2 separate regions of the Homo sapiens genome follow, and region 2 is linked to region 1. Evidence: chromatin contacts called from ENCODE Hi-C or POLR2A ChIA-PET data. All regions are on one chromosome and are shown on one strand. Each heading gives the region's core, a stretch centred on a gene start or an enhancer-like site at or near the end of the contact. The rest is flanking DNA. Distances are from core to core; before and after follow the strand shown.

The links. A loop is a pair of places that touch in the nucleus more often than their neighbours do. ChIA-PET counts read pairs that join two places held with the same protein, here RNA polymerase II (POLR2A). Pooled maps may share reads with other maps.
Region 2: POLR2A ChIA-PET joins it to region 1 with 13 read pairs in PC-9. The contact joins two enhancer-like sites. A Hi-C loop is called at or near these places in 2 of 50 pooled maps. POLR2A ChIA-PET finds 5 or more read pairs at or near these places in 3 of 52 experiments (GM12878, HepG2 and PC-9).

The regions. Positions count from the first base shown.
Region 1 is chr1:234,467,424-234,474,485 of GRCh38, reverse strand. It overlaps TARBP1 (tRNA guanosine 2 -O-methyltransferase TARBP1), which reads left to right. Exons shown (of 30, transcript NM_005646.4): 2 at 1,675-1,772; 3 at 3,229-3,298; 4 at 6,836-6,984. Among named protein-coding and RNA genes, the nearest start is that of TARBP1, 8.2 kb to the left of the region's middle. Within about 2 kb of position 1,250, at least 2 of the 41 ENCODE cell types and tissues checked have a DNase peak (open chromatin) inside an H3K27ac peak, as active enhancers do; they include GM12878, where a contact is called at or near this core.
Region 2 is chr1:234,877,068-234,884,129 of GRCh38, reverse strand. No RefSeq gene overlaps it. Among named protein-coding and RNA genes, the nearest start is that of LINC02971, 77 kb to the left of the region's middle. RefSeq lists an enhancer at 1,463-1,532 and a silencer at 1,916-2,052. Within about 2 kb of position 2,594, at least 4 of the 41 ENCODE cell types and tissues checked have a DNase peak (open chromatin) inside an H3K27ac peak, as active enhancers do; they include GM12878, where a contact is called at or near this core.

The sequences.
Region 1 (7,062 bases), core at 1-2,500:
GACCTCCTGTGCAATCTGGAAATCATGTTCTTCAGTTCTGGGAAATTTTCTAGAATATTCTGTGGATTATTTCGTCCCTTTCTGTTTTCTGTTCTTTTTTTAGATATTGAACTTCCTGGACTTTCTTGAAAGCATCTTTTCTCTCCTAAGGATTTTCTATGATTTTGGATTGAGTTTTTTTTTTTAAATGTCCCCTTTGTGTGTGTGTGTGTGTGTGTGTGTGTGTGTGTGTGTGTGTGTTTTAGAGACAAATCCTCGCTCTTGCCCAGGCTAGGGTGCAGTGGCGTGATTATAGCTCACTATAACTTCAAAATACTGGGCTCAAGTGATCCTCTCATCTCAGCCTCCAGAGAAGCTGGGACGATAGGTGTGCACCACCATGCCCTGATAATTTTTTAAATTTCCTTGTAGAGACAGGGTCTTGCTATGTTGTACCAGGCTGGTCTCAAGCTCCTGGCCTCAAGCAATCCTCCTGCCTCAGCCTCCCAAAGTGTTGGGATTACAGGCATGAGCCACCAAGCCTGGTCAGAATGTCCCCTTTTTAATAATATCCTGTTCTTATAATACTACTATCTTCTTAAGATATTGCTGAAAACTCTTTTAAAAGTTTTCTTCTACCTGTGTAATTTTGTTTTCTCCAATTTCCTCCTCCCACTCCATTTGTTTTGGTCTTGATCTTTAGTGTAGAGGTTTCCCCAACTGTCTGATGATTCTTAGATCCCTATTTATGTTTAAGGATAAGAAATCAAAATTGGGTTTAAAGCTCTAAGCCCATGAGTGGTGCTGTTGACTGAACTTCACCATAAGGTGATTTGGCCAAGCCATTTCATTAAGGAATCTCTGATATATTTTCAGATCTTTCCTCCTGGGCTGGCCAGATTCTGCAGAGAACATCTTCCAGTTGTCTGATGCATAGTGAGGGCCTGGCCAGCATTCTAGGACCTGAGGGGGCAGGTAGAGAGGAGTCGCAGCACCCAGGGTGCACACATGTTCGCTGAATCCCCTTTGTCAGTAGGACTAATGTCTGCTGTGTCCTGTGCCTCCCAATTCAGAGACGCACTATTTTACCTTCTCCAGAAAAGCAGTTCTAGTCTTTTCCTGTTCAGGACATAGGAAAGTGGCCTGGGGATGTGACTGTTTCTTAAACACTGAACACATCCTCTTTGGTTTAGCCTCACTTTTCACTCCACTTACCAGAGTAACTTTTGCAGCCACTTCCTTTGGTTCCGGGGGATTTTGCAGCATAAATCAAATTGTTTCCTGGCTTTCCCTTTGTCAACTTAAAATTCTCATGACTTGAGTCAACTTGGTTTTCATCTGATTTTCAGATTCTGTATTTTATTGCTGTTGTCTGCCCCCAGTGTTCTCCATTCTTTTGGGGTTTTGCCCTTGAAAAATCCTTTACTGTTATAGTGAGATTCTTAGGGAGAGAAAGTAGAGTTTATATGTGCAAATCTGCCATTTTTACCCAGAACTCCAAAACAGTAATCTTAGTGCAAAAAAAAATCTCCCTCTGAGATTCCCAAGCCCCCTATCCAGGCTCTGATACAGGGGCACCTCCATTATTAGAGAATCCATTTGGTAATAGTGGCATTATTTTAAGAACTGCTGTCATTGAGAAACTTATGAAATTTGCAAAAGGAAGAACTAATTTTCTTTTTTAAACCATATCAGGCCCAAGTCTGTTTTGGTGGTCTGAGAGGAAAAAAGATGAGCTTCTAAAGTTTTGGGAAAATTATATTTTAATTATGGAGACTTTAGAAGGAAATCAGGTAAGTGTTTTTCTATTTTAGCAAATCCTACAGTAGATAACAATTTTTCTTTTTTAAAAACATTCATTAAAAGCGATACAAAGAGACTAACTCAGATATAGCTGGTGATGATAGAATCCAAGTATACTTTGTTGTCTGGCATAAATGCAACTTAGAGTGTAAGTTGTTTCAGGAAGTTAAAGAATACTTTCAGTTGACAAATTATTCAAAAATTTGATCTTCCCTTGCCATTCTAAAACTTTAACGTTTATCAGTATCAGTATCACCCAAATGGCTTATTATAAAGTATAAATTGCCATGCCCTGTCCTCAGACTTTCTGGTTCAGTAGGTCGGGGTGGGGCCTGGGACTTTTGAGTTTTTTTTTTTTTTTTTTTTTTTTTTTTGGAGACAGAGTCTTGCTCTCTCGCCCAGGCTGGGGTTCAGTGGCACGATCTCAGCTCACTGCAACATCCGCCTCCTGGGTTCAAGTGATTCTCCTGCCTCAGCCTCCCAAGTAGCTGGGACTACAGCCACGACACTGGCTAATTTTTGTATTTTTAGTAGAGATGGGGTTCCACCATGTTGGCCAGGCTGGTCTTGCACTCCTGACCTCAAGTAATCCACCCGCCTTGGCCTCCCAAAGTGCTGGGATTACAGGCGTGAGCCACCGCACCCGTCCAGGACTTTTGAGTTTTTTACAAGTTCCCAGGTGATATGTATGCTGCTGTTCTGGGAACTACACTTTGAGAACCATGGTTTCCATTCTGCAAGTTGGGGACCACAGAGGTGCCAGCCATCTGTGGAGTCATTGTGAGGTGTCAATCCAAATGTGCACCAAACCTTGTTTGTGGACTTAAATAATTACTTATATGTGCTAAATATATATAGATGCAAGGATGAGGAGTAAAGAAAAAGCATTTCTAAATTCAAATTAACTTTTATGGTTTTCTTTAATCAGTAGATCCATAAAACCCCCATTATTTATTTAGAAACCCAAATTTATCCATATTTTGAAGGATATGTAAATTAATCTCAAGCAAACGTGTCAGCAACTTTGGCTATGTGGTATTAAGAACATGGAACTCCGAACTGGCCGTTCTAAGCGTGTGCAGCCATGAACAACTTGAGTGACTAGAGAAAACATTTCAGTGTCTTTTTTCTCTTTGTAATATCTTAGTATTGGCAGTCCTACCTGCCTGCCAGGACAGTTGAGGATTCTATGACATGATTTATGATAATCACTGTATAAATGGTAGACTTTAATGTAGCTGTAATGTGGTTATATTCATTAGCTTTGCCATACTCAGTCTTACATACCTGAATCATACTATTGTTTGAAAAACTGGATAAATCAGGCTCTTTCTACATATGTTTTGTAGAAACAGAAGAGCTACTGTGAAATAAAGAGATGAAAATTGCCTGACATTTTTCAAGATGCATTTTCATTTCATATGATTTTTTTGCTCTTATTTTTAGATACATGTTATAAAGCCAGTTTTACCAAAGCTAAACAATCTGTTTGAATATGCGGTGTCAGAGGAAAATGGTAACGATTACTTTTATTTTATTTTTTAATAACATTTATGGTTTTCCCCTGATTTTGTAACTAATTCCTGTTCATTGTAGAGAATTTTGAAAAACTATAAAAGTGTACAGAAGAAAATATAATCATCTTGTAATGCTGCCACCAAGAGATAACAGTTGTTACCATTCCAGATACACACCTTCTGGATCATGTTGTTCATGTTTATCTCACTTAGCATAATAACTATATGCATCTACTCATATCCTTAAATCGTCTTTAAGAGCACAATTTTGGGCCAGGCGTGGTGGCTTATGCCTGTAATCCCAGCACTTTGGGAGGCAGAGGTGGGCGGATCACCTGAGGTCAGGAGTTCAAGACCAGCCTGGCCAACATAGTGAAACTCCGTCTCTACTAAAAATACAAAAATTAGCCAGGCATGGTGGTGTGTGCCTGTAGTCCCAGCTACTCGAGAGGCTGAGGCAAGAGAATCACTCGAATCCAGGAGGCGGAGGTTGCAGTGAGCCAAGATCACACTGCTGCACTCCAGGCTGGTGACAGAGCAAGACTCCGTCTCAAAAAAAAAAAAAAGAACACAATTTAAAATAGCCACAGAATTTTCTACAATTAAGAGATAAGGTTAATTTTTTAAACCGTTGATGATGGAGAATTTCAAACATTTATAGAATGAGAAGAGTGTGTGTGACGCACCTACCACCCTCTTTAATAACGATCGTCTCACGGCCAGCCTTGCTTAGTGTATCCTATGTAGCCTTCCCTGTTCCCTTCTTGCTAAATGGTTTTGAAGCACATCCCTAGATATCCTATCATTTTATCTGTGAATATTTCAGCACATTTCTTTAAAAGATAAGGACTCGTCGATAGGGTTTCAATGATGACATAGTCTGTGGTTTTAATAATTGCTCTTTTTTTTTGTTTTTGAGATGTGGAGTCTTGCAATCTGTTGCCCAGGCTGGAGTGCAGTGGGATGATCTCGGCTCACTGCAACCTCTGCTTCCCGGGTTCAGGCAATTTTTTTGCCTCGGCCTCCCAAGCAGCTGAGATTACAGGCATGCGCCACCACACCTGGCTAATTTTTGTATTTTTAGTAGAGACGGGGTTTTGCCACGTTGGCCAGGCTGGTCTCAAACTCCTAACCTCAGGTGATCCACCTGCCTCAGCCTCCCAAAGTGCTGGGATTACAGGTGTGAGCCACCGTGCCTGGCCAATAATCACTCTTTGGTATGAATATATCTTTTTAACTGGTTTCCATTCTTATTCTCTTAGTATATCTTTTCCAGTGTTTCTTAAGTTTTCAGTTATTGTTCTGTATCTTGTACTTCTTAGGAAGAGAAAATTCCGGGATATAATTTCAAATGTGTTTATAAGCCCTTGATCACTATATTATGAGAGCTTTTTAGGAGATACACAATGAAGCTGGAGCTTCCTAAATGTATTTTATAAAATTAAGTTTAATGAAATAGCTAAATGCAGCCCAATAGTGTTTTGGCCTGTGTTCATATGAATGATAAAATGCCACATTATTGTGTTTACACATGAGAATTAACCTAGGTAAATGGTTTTTAGTGCCTACTCTAGATAATTACAGTTTAATAGTTTGACCCCTTAGGAATTGAGCTTTATTCAGCTGATTGCTGTAGTTGTTTTCTGATACACTGGGATTTTTCACAGACCATAAGCATCTGTAGTTGCACCTGGGGCTAGAATTTAATTGAATCTTGTTGTGACTTCACTTATTCATTTACCATTAAAATGATGCTCTTATTACCACATTTTGCCCACAGCTCTTGAGAAACCAAATCAAATAGCAGTGACTGATTTTGAAAAATTACCATTGCCAAAGAGTTGAACAAGCATCTTGGTGTAAATTACAAATAATGGATTAATTTATTTATAGAATGTCATGAGTTAAAAATGCTGAGTATTTTTCTCTAATAGAAGTAAAAGATATTTCAAAAGAGTTAGAAAAATATCTCTAAGATATTTATTTATTCCATGGTTTTGATTTGCTCACTCATTTATATATTTACTGAATAAATATTTACTTAGTGTCCAGTACATGCTATTAGGTTGGTGCGAAAGTCGTTGCGGTTTTTGCCTTTTTTTTTTTTTTAAAAAAAAAAAAAAAAAGGCAAAAACCGCAACGACTTTCGCACCAACCTAGTAATTATTGGGGGTAAAATGGTGAGAGAGATGTGGTATTTTTCACCTGACTTTTGTGTTTTCCATGAAAAAATAGTTTTGATTGTAAGATATATGAGGGGAACAGACAAGGGGCTGATGAAATGGACTCAAGGGTGAGTGGGGTAGTCAGGGAAGGCCTGTCTTATGATGACATCTAAGCTAAGAGTCCAGGCTGAGAAGGCACCACCTGGGACACAAGCCCTGAGATGGGAGCAGCTGTAGGAGGCAGAACAGAAGGACCAGCAGGGCTGCAGCAGAGTTGGTGTGTGGAGTGGGGGATGAGGTTGGAGTGGCAGTCAAGGTCAGTTCATGCCTTGTTTGGACTTTATTCTAAGAACAATGAGGAGATGTTGAAGGATTTTAAGCAGAGGCGTGACAATTTCATATTTCTGTGTGAAAAATGGATTGAAGTGGGATAAGAGAAGAATTGGTTGAAACTATTCCAAATCTGAAGTTCCAACCTGCATGCATGGGGTAATATTTAATTTTTGTACACTGTAGCAGTTACAGCATTCGTTTACAGTCTTTCTTATTTTTTCAAGACAGAGTCTCACTCTGTTGCCCAAGCTGGAGTGCAGTGGCGGGGCCTGGGCTCACTCTAACCTCCGCCTCCCAAGTTCAAGGGTTCAAGCGATTCTCGTGTCTCAGTCCCTCCCCCACCAGTAGCTGGGATTACAGGCATACACCACCATGCCTGGCTGATTTCTGTGTTTTTTAGTAGAGATGGAGTTTTGCCATGTTGGCCAGGCTGGTCTCAAACTCCTGGCCTCATGTGATCCATCTGCCTCGGCCTCCCAAAGTGCTTGGATTACAGGCATGAGCCACCATGCCTGGCCCATTTACAGTCTTTCAAAATTAAGCTGCCTGAATACGGAATACTGAATACCAAAATTTTTTTGGTTGACATACTCAGATGTGACTAAAAACAGTCTGGGTGCGGTGGCTCATACCTGTAATCCCAGTGCTTTGGCAGGCCGAGGATGGAGGATCACTTGAACTCAGGAGTTTGAGACCAACCTAGGCAACATTCTGAGACCATGTTTCTAAAAAATATTTTAAAAATTGTCTAGGCGTGGTTTGCATACCTGTAGTCCTGCTAGGAAACTACTCAGGAAGCTGAGGCAGGAGGATCGCTTGAGCCCTGGAGTTTGAGGCTGCAGTGAGCTAGAATTTTGCAATTGCACTGCAGTCTGGGTGACACAGTGAGAACCTGTCTCTCAAAAAACAGTAACAAAAACTTCTTGTAGTGTTATAATGAAGTTATTGTGTGTGTTTGTACATTATTTATGAGTATGTAGTCTTGATGGTGAAATGAAGACAGAATCAGATGTCAACATTTGATGTTTGTTTCCACAGGATGTTGGCTCTTTCACCCATCCTGGCATATGTGTATTTATAAAAGAATGTTTGAAAGTGAAAACAAAATCCTGTCCAAAGAAGGTGTTATCCATTTTTTGGAGCTGTATGAAACAAAGATTCTTCCATTTTCACCAGAATTTTCTGAGGTAATGACACCCTGTCCCCTTCCTTGCTCCCATTGTTGAAAGGCGAGAGGTAAAAATACACTAGGATTCTGTATCAGC
Region 2 (7,062 bases), core at 1,345-3,844, 410 kb before region 1:
TGCTCCGGGTCCCCTTCACCTGCCACTGTCACATCTTGCTTGATGCAGCTGAAATATTACTCCTCTGGAGAAAAGTCCACAGCCCTCCAGCCTTCCATGAACCATGTCTATAACCACATTTCTTTGTGTTTATAATTCCTGAACTTTAAAGCACTCATTCCCTTGTTAATATATGTGTATGTGTGTGTGTGTTGGGGGGGTTTTCTGGTTTGTGCCTTTCTCCTCCTATGAAGGATAGGAGGCATGTGGGTCCTCCTCACCACTGTGCTCTCAGAACCTAGTACAGAGCACATACTAGGTGCTCAGTAAATACTGGATGGAGGAATGAATGACAGAGTGATGCCTTAACATTGTATGGGGTGGAAGCTATGACTTTTGATTCTGTTCACATTTAACTGGGGCAACCCTTGAGGATGATCCTTTGCACTCTCTCTGAAATACTTAATAATCAATCATATGTACCTGGTCAGAAAGAACATAAGAATTCCAAATTACTCCTGTCCACTTGACTTTGTCCAGTAAGGAATTTAAAGGCAAACAGATCCTGAAGTTGCATTAGAACCCACAAAGATGACATAGGGAGTAAGAAAAGTTATTTTAACCTCCGGATGTTCTTCCCCACATGATCTAAGCACCTCTGGTGCCCTCCTGTATGTTCTGTCTTTCCTCACTGTTCTGCTCAGCACTTAGACCCCAGGCACAATGACCCTTGAGCTCCCAAAAAACATGGCTGCCTCCCTGTGATGTCCACAGCCTGCTGTGGAAAAAACTTAGTAGGAACAACTGTGCAAAGCCCATGGAGAGAGCCAGGACCACAAAGCCTTCTCTACAAGAGAATTGGTAAGTCCAGCCTCATGGCTGCTCTGAAGGGCAGCAGTAAGTCCTCTAGATAATCTGACCCTTGCACAGCCCTCAGCCCTGGGTTTTGCTAGTGGTGAGATGTGCGTGGGACAGGCACCCATTGGTGGCGGTTGTCCCAGACAGGCCCTTGGTAAATGATGTTGGGCAGAACTGAGAGTTCCTGCAGCGGTTCCTGAGGAAGAGCACCCAGGGTGCCACCGCTGCTAGGCCCTGGTGATTGATGTCCCCTGGCTGTCATCTCATCAGACCCCTGCCTGCCATGCACCTCTGTTCCTAGTTTGAGAATGTAGGCCAGACAGGCCTGAGGACAGCGTTCAGATGGGCAGAGCTGAGAGGGGCTGCACGGTCAGCCTCTGAACCTCTGTCAGATCAAGACCTGCCTGCACCTGCGGATGGGGAGGGAGGATGCAGAACAACTAGTGCTCAAGGAAAGGCTAAAGGATTTCTTGGTGGGCTTAGTCTCACAGGAAATGATAACCTCTACTGAATGAGTGCTGTTCGAGGTTTACCTTGTGTATGCATGGAGCAGAAGGAGGCAGAGTGACTTTGAGGAGCTCAGGGCCTGAGGTGGGGAGAGAGAGACTTGGGACAGACAGTGAAGTGACCACGAGGAAGGCACTGCCTCTGAGGTTTGAGGAGGTCTGTGCTGAGGGCTGAAGGCTAAGAAATGCGACAGGGGTGTCAGAAAAGGCTTCCTAAAGGAGTTGGACTTTGATCAGGGTTTTGAAGGATGCATAGAAGTTTTCCAGGCAGAAAGATGGGGAGTGCATCTCAGACAGAAGAACAACATGAAGCAAATGAACAAAATTGTGACAAAACATGATCAAGAACAACAGGAGCCAAGAGAGACCCCGTGATTTGAAATGCATGAAGTGTGTGGTTTGGTTACATAGTAGAGATCAGGTCTCTGTCTAGACTGATGATACAAAAAGTGATTATGGAACTTTCACTATTAGGTGTTACTCTCATTTTACAGATGAGAAGGACTAAGGGCATTTCAGTGTCTTTCCTGTTGTCACACAATTAGTTAAGTGGTGGATGCAGATTTCAAGCCTTGAGTCTGTGGTCTTTCCACTGAGCTGCGCGGCTTCCCTGGAAGAAACGCTGAGGGTTGACGGCTTGACAAGGCAAGATTTAGTGTAGTGAAATGCAAAATGTGTTTCCTGAGTGGCTCTAGGGTTACCCTGCCTGAGGGTGGGAGGCTGGCAGATTAGTGAGATTTTCATACGGTTAGCACTGGAAAGCCGTTCCACATGATGTCATAGGGTATGTCAATTAACAAGCATGTTCCACTCAATAACTCTGGGAAACATTCAATTAGACCTTATAGATGATCCCTTCATGCAGGACTTCTCAGAGTCTGCGCCTGGCTGATATGCGCTGTGAGTTTCTAAAAGAATGCCTGGTAGCCCTGTCCCTACTAAAAATACAAAAATTAGCCAGGCATGGTGGTGTACGCCTGTAATCCCAGCTACTCAGGAGGCTGAGGCAGGAGAATTGCTTGAACCTGGGAGGCGGAGGTGTCAGTGAGCTGAGATCGCACCACTGCACTCCAGCCTGGGTGACAGAGCGAGACTCCGTCTCAAAAAAAAAAAAAAAAAAAAAGAATTCAAAGTACAGTGGTGGTTTTCAGTGTGTGGGCCAGAAGTTTCAAGGGTCCTTGAGACCCTTTCAGGAGGGTCAGTTAAGTCGACACTACTTTCAGAACAAGACTAAGGCATCATTTTACCCTTACTTTGTCACAAGCATACACTGGAATTTTCTAGAGCCTACATGATAGTGCAACAGGTTGAATTCAGAAGCAGAAGTGAAAATCCAGCTCTTAAGCGGAACACTGAGGAGTTGGACCAAAACGTGGGACAGTGCCACTCTTTTCACTGGTATTTTTGTTTTGGGAAATAGAGTCATTTTTCACAAAAATATGGTGTTAGCAGGGAGTAAATTTATTATTATTTTTAAGTGAACGATTGCATATTTTAAAAAATTTCCAGTTTAATTTTGATGATAGTAAATATTGATAGGCATAACCCACATAAACAAAAGCTCTTTGAAGATTTTGATTTTTTTTTTTGAGACATGGTCTTGCTCTGCTGCCCAGGCTGAAGTGCAGTGGCATAATCATGGCTCACTGCAGTCTTGACTTCCTAGACTCAAATGATCCTCCTGCCTCAGCCTCCTGAGTAGCTGGGACTATAGGTGCATAACACCACACCCGGCTAATTTATACATTTTTCTGTAGAGATGGGGTCTCGCTAAGTTGCCCAGGCTGGTCTCAAACTCCTGGACTCAAGCAGTCCTCCCGCCTTGACCTCCCAGGGTGCTGGGACTACAGGCAGGAGTCACTACATCTGGCCTACTCTTGATAATTTTTAAGGGTGCAAAGGGTTCCTGAAACCAACAAGTCTGGGGACCACTGGGTATGTAGTATTTCTTAAACTTATTTAATCCAGAACTTCCCTATCCACCCATTTTAGGTCAGATAGCAACTATGCATCTCTTGGCATAGTGTTCCATATGGGAAGCGTTGGAATAGATGATCTTTGGTGGAGTCTGTCAACCCTGAGTTTAAAATGTGGCTCTGTCATTTAGTAGCTGTGTGACTTTGGGCACATTACTTAACCTTCTGAGTCACAGTTTCCTCATCGGTGTGATGGTGATAATAGTATAGTATTAATGTTACCTACACTCTAGGTTTGTTAAGAAGATCACGTGTGATGATGAATGAAAGGCACTCAATACAAACTAGCACCCAATAAATACTACTACTAATAATATTTGAAACAATAATATCATGATATATGACTCTAGGTACATCTTCATTAAAGACAATAACAATAATAAAAGTCTGTGAGAAATAGAGGAAGGATTGACTCTGAATGGGAGTCAGGAAGACCATGGTAGTTAGAAGAGATGGCTTCTCTGGGGTCTGACCTTGATTCTCTCACAAAAGACCTGGAGGTGGCTTTCCCACAGCTGAACTAGTGGTTGGCAATGAGGGGGCCTCATGTCAGTCTGTGGCTTAGGCAGGATCTAAAATGAGATTTTTTTTTTTTTTTTTTTTTGAGACAGAGTCTCGCTCTGTCTCCCAGGCTGGAGTGCAGTAGCCCGATCTCGGCTCACTGCAACCTCCACCTCCAAGGTTCAAGCGATTCTCCTTCCTCAGGCTCCCAAGTAGCTGGGAGTACAGGCATGTGCCACCATGCCTGGATGATTTTTTTGTATTTTCAGTGGAGACGAGGTTTTACCATGTTGGCCAGGCTGGTCTTGAACTGGTGACCTTAAGTGATCCATCTGCCTTGGCCTCCCAAAGTGCTGAGATTATAGGCATGAGCCACCGCATCAGGCTGAGAAGCTTTTGTATTCTTGTGTGATCAGCCCCCAGTGCTGGTGGATACTGAAAGTATTTGTAGGCCCGGAGAGTATGGGACAGGCCCAGGCCTCCCTCAATAGCACTCTGTCAGATGCATCAAAAGGCAAGAAAACATTTTGTTTTTGTGGGCCACCTTTGTCCTGGACTGAGCAAATGTGTTGCCTCTCCCCTCACTGGCTGCTTCTGGATAACCACTTCTTTGGCCAATGGAGTGAAACCAAGAGACATGTTTGAGTGTGGTGTATTTATAGCCGGGAGATAGGAAAGCATCATGAGTGAAACCAGAGGAGGGAAGCCAGGCAAGGGCCTCGGAGGAGTGGAGAGTTTGTGTGAGTGTGTGAGTGTGCGTGTCTGTGAAGAATATTTTAAAAATTGTGTATTTTTATAGATTTAGGGGGTACAGGTGCAGTTTGGTTACATGAACATATTGGGAAGTCTGGGAGTCTGGGTGTTTGGTGTGCCTGCACCTGAAGAGTGAACATTGTACCCAGCAGGAGTTTTCTCAGCCCTCACTGCCCCTCCTTCCACTTTTTGAAGTCTCATTATCCACTCTACATGACCCTCACTACTCAGCATTTAGCTCCCACTTCTGAGTGAGAACATGCCCTATTTCACTTTCTGTTTCGGATACAATTTGATCTAAGCCTTAATTATTTCTAGAAGGAAGCCTAATTCATTAGGTCAAGTTAAGGAGCAGAATTCCTTTTTTTTTTTTTTGAGACAGAATCTCGCTGTGTCACGTAGGCTGGAGTGCAGTGGTGCGATCTCAGCTCACTGCAACCTCTGCCTCCCAGGTTCAAGTGATTCTCCTGCCTCAGTCTCCCGAGTAGCTGGGATTACAGGAAGCTGCCACCATACCTGGCTAATTTTTGTATTTTTAGTAGAGATGGGCTTTCACTACGTAGGCCAGGCTGGTCTTGAACTCCTGACCTCAAGTGATCCGCCTGCCTCGGCCTCCCAAAGTGCTGGGATTACAGGCGTGAGCCACCGCGCCCGGCTGAGGAGCAGAATTTCTTTCCTTCTTTAGTTTCCTCATCCGTAAAATGGAAAAAGGGCTCCTGTCCTTGACGTGCCTCTAAGACACACCGTCATGGGAGTAGCATTATTATAAACATTTGCACACATGCAGTGTTCTGGCAGGCAGTGTTCCCTCTCCAATCCATAAGAAAAACCATGCAACTGCTGGCTGAGGAGGAAAAAGAAATGTGAAAACATCAGCAGCTCACCTATCTGTGTCATCCCAAGCCTTCGTTCAAGTTTCCCTTGCCATGGTGCCATCATAGCCGAGAACAATCAGCCTGGGATAAGGAGCTTCGGTCTGTTGGGTGCAGAATGTCCTTGGCTGTCATATGCCTCTCCTCAGCCGGGGGCTGCTCCGTGGCCTTGGGAGCCACTGCCAGGGCAGCTCTGGGTGCAGGGGGCCGTGGCGCCTCCTCATGCTGACGTTGGCAGAGGTAAGCCTTAGGCTAAAGAACGAAACAGAAGAGAAGCGGACCAAAGAAGGTGGTCAGCCAGGGCTGCAAATGGAGCTGCGTCCTCATGGAGGAAGGCCGGTGCCCTCTGATCTTTCTTCTGTTACCTTGAAGTTACATTCTCTTTTGTAACAGTGATGTAGAGGATAATGACCACGTTACATGATGTCCAAAGGGGCTGACCCACCCTGAAACGACTCCGTGCAGAGGTGACCCAGCTTGCCCAGAGGCGGTGTCTGTAGAGGTGTCACTTGGCCTAGAGGTGCAGTGACCCCGTGTTTTCTTGTGCCAGCTGGGACACTTGTTTGAGAATGAAAGGAGGCACTATTCACCGGAATAAACTGGGTAAAGGGGACATATGGCCACCTACCTAGAGGTCACGAGAGGGTGATAGAGGACTTACCACTGGGTGGTTTCCTATGGAAAGGTGGCCACGCCCATCCACGAGGGTTTAGCGCACAGATGGAAATAGCCCCAACATCTCTGGCTGAGGAGGAGTTGGCCAGTGGGGGTGCCGGGAAAAGGACAGCAGGCACTTACTCAGTTGGAGGGGCCCATCCTGCAGACCTGGCTTAGAGACTCAAACTGGAGTCTCCATCCTACTCCCATCTTTCCAGAGTTTCAGGCTTTTCAAAACATTTTCCCAAGATGCACAATTCCAGCAGAAAATCCCACCTAACCATCCAAGGGTGGCTGGGCCACGCTATCATTTGAGAGGCAAGGACGTTGAGGAGCAGATGTGTCCAAAGCCATCAGCCTTCAAGGAGTGAATTCATTTCCAGTGTCTGGCTCAAGGAAGATTCTATCCATTGTGCCACCCACCAGAATAGTGGCTGAGGTCTGAGTGTCTTAGAATTCATTCCTACCTAACCGGCAACCCTCAAGAAAGTGCAGAAAATTAGGAAGGAAGAGCCCCACTGGGCCATGGAACGGAGAAGCCCGCGGAGGATAGAGCAGCGGTACTGGGGGCTGAGTGGATGTGGGGCTCAGACTTTGCCTGGACCTCTTGGAGTCCTGATGGTTTTAGAATACCGGCTGAGACTGGAGCCTGGGGCTGGACACAGGAAGGAGAATAACTTACTGCTCCTGTGATTTCTTGGGACTGCATTGGGTCCGAGCCGAAAGTGGCCTTGCTGGTCATCCCCTCCAACTCCCTTATCAAAAAGATGAGGGGCCAGGCACGGTGGCTTACGCCTGTAATCCCAGCACTTTGGGAGGCTGAGGCGGGTGGATCACCTGAGGTCAGGAGTTCAAGACCAGCCTGGTCAACATGGGAAAACCCCGTCTCTACTAAAAATACAAAATTAGCTGGGCATGGTGGCGGCCTGTAATCCCACCATACGGGGCATGGTGGCGCCT